Regions from separate parts of the Homo sapiens genome. Here region 1 is linked to region 2. A link is an interaction called in ENCODE POLR2A ChIA-PET data of the cell type or tissue named here. Cell type or tissue: MCF 10A. All regions are shown on one strand. Links, peaks and the distances in the headings refer to the core of each region. The heading gives the core; the rest is flanking DNA. Region 1 overlaps ESR2 (estrogen receptor 2). Region 2 has its middle 17 kb from the start of ESR2.

Region 1 (2,918 bases), core at 264-2,763, 66 kb after region 2:
GAAATTGATCATGGAATAAGATCAACCCTTTCTGACCTTTTCCAAACCACCTACCAACATTACCTCACATAGGTGCTGCCATTTCTGTCAAAGGGAGGATCTGCTTGAAGAGTACCTTCCCATCTTGGCAATGGAAGATCATCAAATGCCAGATGATGGGGCTTCTCTCACTTTCAGAAATAATTTAGATCTCTTTTCTGTGCAGGAAAGTGCTTCTCGGAAAGCACTGTTTGCTTGTTGTTACAACACTTTACAGTATAAAGCCTTCTGTTTGGCAAGGCTCCTTATAGGCATTTTAGCCTCCCAGACATCATATTGTGTTGTTGTCAAAGCTAGACGCAGCATCTGTGCAAATGGGAAAGATGAAGGCTACAGCATTCCCCTGCAGCATGACAGAACTGCCACATTGAGATAATTACAGAAGGCGAGGGAGACATGTGATGTAATTACCACTTGTGGCAGTAAACGAGTAAAATTTGTTTACTGTAAATCCAAGTTTAAGAAATCTTTTTTTTTTTTTTTTTTTTTTTTTTTGACAGAGTCTTGCCCTGTCGCCCAGGCTGGAGTGCAATGGTGCGATCTTGGCTCACTGCAACCTCTACCTCCTGGCTTAAAACAGTTCTCCTGCCTCAGCCTCCTGAGTAGCTGGGATTACAGGCACCCACCACCACGCCTGGCTAATTTTTGTATTTTTAGTAGAGATGGGGTTTCACCATGTTGGCCAGGCTGGTCTCGAACTCCTGACCTCGTGATCCGCTTGCCTCGGCCTCCCAAAGTGCTGGGCCCTCGCCTGGCCAGAGATCTTCTTTTAAGGAAGTTCCTTTCTTGGTAGTCATAACAATTGTCAAAATAAATTGATCCTGTTCAGCATTGCTATGGCGAAAATGGGACAATTTTCACTGCTAGGTTAAGTGAGTCTTTTCTATGCTAGGTTTTAAGGATTTGTAAGTACAGGCTTTTTTCTTCTGGATTATTTGTGGTATTTAAATTTAAAAAAAAATAGGGATGGAATCTGCCTCCCCGCCTTAAAATTTAAAACCCTGACAGAATATATAAAACAGATATTGGACATTGGACAACAGTGATCCCCAGGAGGAGGGACACAAACGAGGAGAGCCCTTTGATTGTCCAGTTTACTGCCTGGAGCCAGTTTCCAGGTTGCAAAGCAGGGATGGGTGTGTTAGGTTTCTCCAGAGAAACAGAACCAATAGGATGGATAGGTAGGTAGGCAGATAAATGAGAGGGGATTTATTATGAAAACTGACTTGAACAATTATGAAGGCTGAGAAGTCACATGATATGCGTCTGCATGCTAGTGAACCAGGGAAGCCAGTAGCATGGCTCAGTGTAAATGGAAAGACCTGAGAACTAGGGAGCTGGTGGTGTAACCCTCAGTTTGAGATTGAAGGCCTGAGAAACTGGGAGGCCACTGGTGTGAGTCCCAGGGTCTGGAGGCTGGAGAACCTGGAGTTCTGATGTCCAAGGGCAGGAGAAAATGGGTGTTCCAGCTCCGAGAGAGAGAATTCTCTTCCTCTGCCATTTCGTTCTATCTGGGCACTCAGCCAATTGGACGGTGCCTGCCAACATTGGCTAAGGGCAGATCTTCCTTACTTAGTCCACTGTTCTTTCTTTTTTTTTTTTTTTGAGATGAAGTCTTGCTTTGTTACTCAGGCTGGAGTGCAGTGGTGCCATCTTGGCTCACTGCAACCTCCACCTTCTGGGTTCAAGCGATTCTCCTGCCTCAGCTTCCAGAGTAGCTGAGATTACAGGCATCTGCCACCACGCCTGGCTAATTTTTTGTATTTTTAGTAGAGATGGGGTTTCACCACATTAGACAGGCTGGTCTCGAACTCCTGACCTCAAGTGATCCACCCACTTTGGCCTCCGAAAGTGCAGGGATTACAGGTGTGAGCCACTGTGCCTGGCCTTAGTCCACTGACTCTAATGCCAGTCTCTTCCTGGAACACTCTCACAGACATACCCAGAAATAATGCTTTATCTGCTATCTGGGTATCCCTTTATCCAGTCAAGTTGACACCTAAGACTAACCATCACAAAGGGTAACCCAAATAGACACCAGTGGTCTCCCTTGGTAGCAAGGCAGCTAGGACTTGGAGGGGAGAGTACTGAGTGGGAAAGAGCTGCACAAAGAATTTTGGAGATCTATGGAGAGTCCTCTTCAAGTCTTCAGCTGAGTGCTAATCTGCCCATGCTTATGAGGATACCAAGGACAGGGAAAGAACCATCAGAAAGGAGCGGGCGAAACAATCCCTAGAGTTCACACAGGGCCAGGAACAGTTCACATTCTCACCAGCCAGTGGGAAAAACCTTGCAGTTCACTGGGTATTGGGCACTTCTCAGCCTTCCTATAGTATTCAGAAGGGTATTGCCTCAGTAGTGGGCCTAGACTAAAAGCCATTATGATCCTACCAAACAAAAAAGCAAGCCTGGAGGATCAAACAATTGCTAAGTGATTTAACTGCATCCCAGCACAAAGCTCAAGAGTAGAGACACATCCCATTTCATTACATGTTGCTTTATTGTGCATCACAGATACTGCATGTTTTTACAAATCGAAGGTTTGTGGCAATGCTGCATTGAACAAGTCTGTTAGTACCATTTTTTCCAACAGCATGTGCTCACTTTATGTCTGTGTCAAATTTTGATAACACTTTGCAATATTTCTAACTTTTTCATTATATCTATTACAGTGATCTGTAATCAGTGATTTTTGATGTTACTATTGTAATTGTTTTGGGGTGCCACAAACTATGCCCATATAAGCTGGCAAACTTAACCTATAAATTTGTGTGTTCTGACTGCTCCACCAACTGGTGGCCCCACCACCATCTGGAATTCTGGGAGAATTCTACCATGCATTTGAGGAAGGAATAATACCAAGTGATATGGTTTGGCTC
Region 2 (2,918 bases), core at 273-2,772:
ATTACAGGTGTGAGACACTGCGCCCGGCCTAACTGGTGTATCTAGACCATTTACATTTAATGTAATTATTGCTATATTAGGGCTTAAGTCTTCCTTTTCATTTTGTTTTCTCTGTTTTTTAAATTTCTGTTTTCTTTTTCCTAATTTCATGCTTGTTCCTGAAACATTTTTTAGAATTCCATTTTGAATTATTTATAGTTTTTGATGATAAACATATATATTTGGTATAGCTTTTTTAGTGGTTGCTCCAGGTATTACATTTTGTATATATGACTTAATACAGTGTATTGATGTCATTTTACCAGTTTGAGTAAAGTATAGAACTCTTAGCTTCCATTATGTCTCTACTTTTCCCTGTTTATATAATTATCTTAGCTATTTCCTCTTCATACATTTAGAACCACATCATACAGTGTTATAGTTTTTGCTTTAACCATCAAACATATTTTAGAAAACTCAAGAGAAGGAAAGCCTATTGTATTTACCCACAGTTTTGCTCATTATATTTTCTGTCTCCTGATGTTCCAAGATTCCTTCATTTTTAAAAATCATTTTCTTTCTGTTTGGAGAACTTCATTATTTAGTAAGTCTTTTTGTTTTTGTTTTTGTTTTTTTTTAGAGATGGGGTATTGCTGTCACCTAGGCTGGAGTGCAGTAGTGTGATCATAGCTCACTGCAGCCTTGAACTCTTGAGCTCAAGCAATCCCCCTGCTCAGCCTACCAAATAGCTGGTACTACAGGCATGCACCACCATGCCTGGCTAATTTTTTTTTTTTTTTTTTTTCTGAGATGGAGTCTCCCTCTGTCACCCAGGCTGGAGTGCAATGGCGTGATCTCAGCTCACTGCAACCTCTGCCTCCCAGGTTCAAGCAATTATTCTCTCATCTCTGCCTCCTGAGTAGCTGGGACTACAGGCACACACCACCACACCTGGCTCATTTTTGTATTTTTAGTAGAGACAGGGTATCACCATGTTGGCCAGGCTGGTCTCAAACTCCTGACCTCTAGTGATCCGCCTGCCTCAGCCTCCCAAAGTGCTGGGATTACAGGCGTGAACCACCATCCCCAGTGTGTTGTAGGCTTTTAAAATGTAAAGCAAAATTGTTCTACCAGCAGTGAATCAAACAGTAGGTTTTGAAACGTCAAGAAGCCCAAACACAAATTTAAGTTAGAGTTTTGTAAAGTAATATAAGTTCTCCTTTAAATGCATTTTAAAATATTAATAATTTTCTTTAGTATTGCTTAACCCCCTGTAAGTCACTAGGGCTCCATAATTATTTTGGAACCAACTCCTAAGTTAATATTCTTTCACTGTAATTTCAGCATCCTTAAATCTTCTAAGCACAGCTATAAGTTGAAATGATTTTAGAGAACTGTGAGTAAAAATCTAATATGATAAAATGGCTCCATTTTGCGGGGAAGGATGTACTGGTAATTGACAGAAAATGACCAGGAACATGGAAATAGGAGTAGGTCAGACAGATTGAATTGTTAAGTATTTTGAATATACTATAAATGAGATATAAATGATATTTTGAAATCAATATGCAATTTTTGTTGTATCTAATAAGGACTTTTAAGGATACAGTCAAGAAGGAGAGATGCAATATTACTGTGTTTAGCCTTACTAAAGCAAAGGAAAGTACTGTACGTAAAAGTTCTCTGGCGCGGTGGCTCATGCCTGTAATCCCAGCACTTTGGGAGGCCGAGGCGGGCAGATCACGAGGTCAGGAGTTCCAGACCAGCCTGGCCAACATAATGAAACCTCGTCTCTACTAAAAATACAAAAATTAGTTGGGCGTGGTGGTGTGCACCTGTAATTCCAGCTGCTTGGGAGGCAGAGGCAGGAGAATTGCTTGAAACCGGAAGGCAGAGGTTGCAGTGAGCCAAGATCGTACTACTGCACTCCAGCCTGGGCAACAAGAGAGAAACTCCGTCTAAAAAAAAAAAAAAAAGTTCTCCGGCATTTTTTGAAAAAGGCAAACTGCACTCATAAAATTTTACCTTTGGAACAGAATCTTTATAGTTACATAATCAATGGAAAGAACAGATTTGATGACAATATTGAGCTTATGAATTAATCAAATTTGAAGCTGCTCTACACCCAGAATTATTATTATTATTATTATTATTATTATTATTTTTTGAGACGACGTCTTACTTTGTCTCACTTTGTCGCCCAGGCTGGAATGCAGTGGCGCGATCTTGGCTCACTGCAACCTCCGCCTCCCAGATTCAAGCGATTCTCCTGCCTCAGCCTTCCGAGTAGCTGGGATTACAGGCACCTGCCAGCGTGCTCGGCTAAGTTTTGTATTTTTAGTAGAGACGAGCTTTCTTTTTTTTAAGACGGAGTCTCGCTCTGTCGCCCAGGCTGCAGTACAGTGGCGTGATCTCGGCTCACTGCAAACTCTGCTTCCCGGGTTCACGCCATTCTCCTGTCTCAGCCTCCCGAGTAGCTGGGACTACAGGCGCCCGCCACCATGCCCGGCTAATTTTTTGTATTTTTATTAGAGACGGCGTTTTGCCGTGTTAGCCAGGATGGTCTCGATCTCCTGACCTTGTGATCCGCCCGCCTCAGCCTCCCAAAGTGCTGGGATTACAGGCGTGAGCCACCGCGCCTGGCCAGAGACGAGCTTTCACCATGTTAGTCAAGCTGTCCTCGAACTCCTGGCCTCAAGCCATCCACCCACCTCGGCCTCTCAAAGTGCTGGGATTACAGGTGTGAGCTACCATGCCCAGTTTATACCCAGTCTTGTTAAGTGAGATGTTACATCTCCCTCTGTTTAGTTCACTTGACGCAAGATTCTCTATTTTTTTTTTTGAGATGGAGTTTCACTCTTGTTGCCCAGGGTTGTAGTGGCACAATCTTGGCTCATTGCAACCTCTGCCTCCCAGGTTCGAGCAATTCTCCTGCCTCA

Evidence for each region. Peaks named below come from ENCODE experiments on the same cell type or tissue, not always from the same donor. Only the 100,000 strongest peaks of a DNase experiment are listed, where the experiment ranks them.
Region 1: POLR2A ChIA-PET joins it to region 2 with 5 read pairs; 5 of 35 experiments call an interaction of 5 or more read pairs at or near these places.

Annotation. Positions count from the first base shown.
Region 1 is chr14:64,243,126-64,246,043 of GRCh38, reverse strand. All of the region lies in intron 7 of ESR2 (estrogen receptor 2), which reads left to right. Among named protein-coding and RNA genes, the nearest start is that of ESR2, 50 kb to the left of the region's middle. In MCF 10A, for the core only: no CTCF peak of the experiment used is centred there; a DNase peak (open chromatin) is centred at 1,553.
Region 2 is chr14:64,309,511-64,312,428 of GRCh38, reverse strand. It overlaps a transcript of ESR2 not described here. Among named protein-coding and RNA genes, the nearest start is that of ESR2, 17 kb to the right of the region's middle. In MCF 10A, for the core only: no CTCF peak of the experiment used is centred there; no DNase peak of the experiment used is centred there.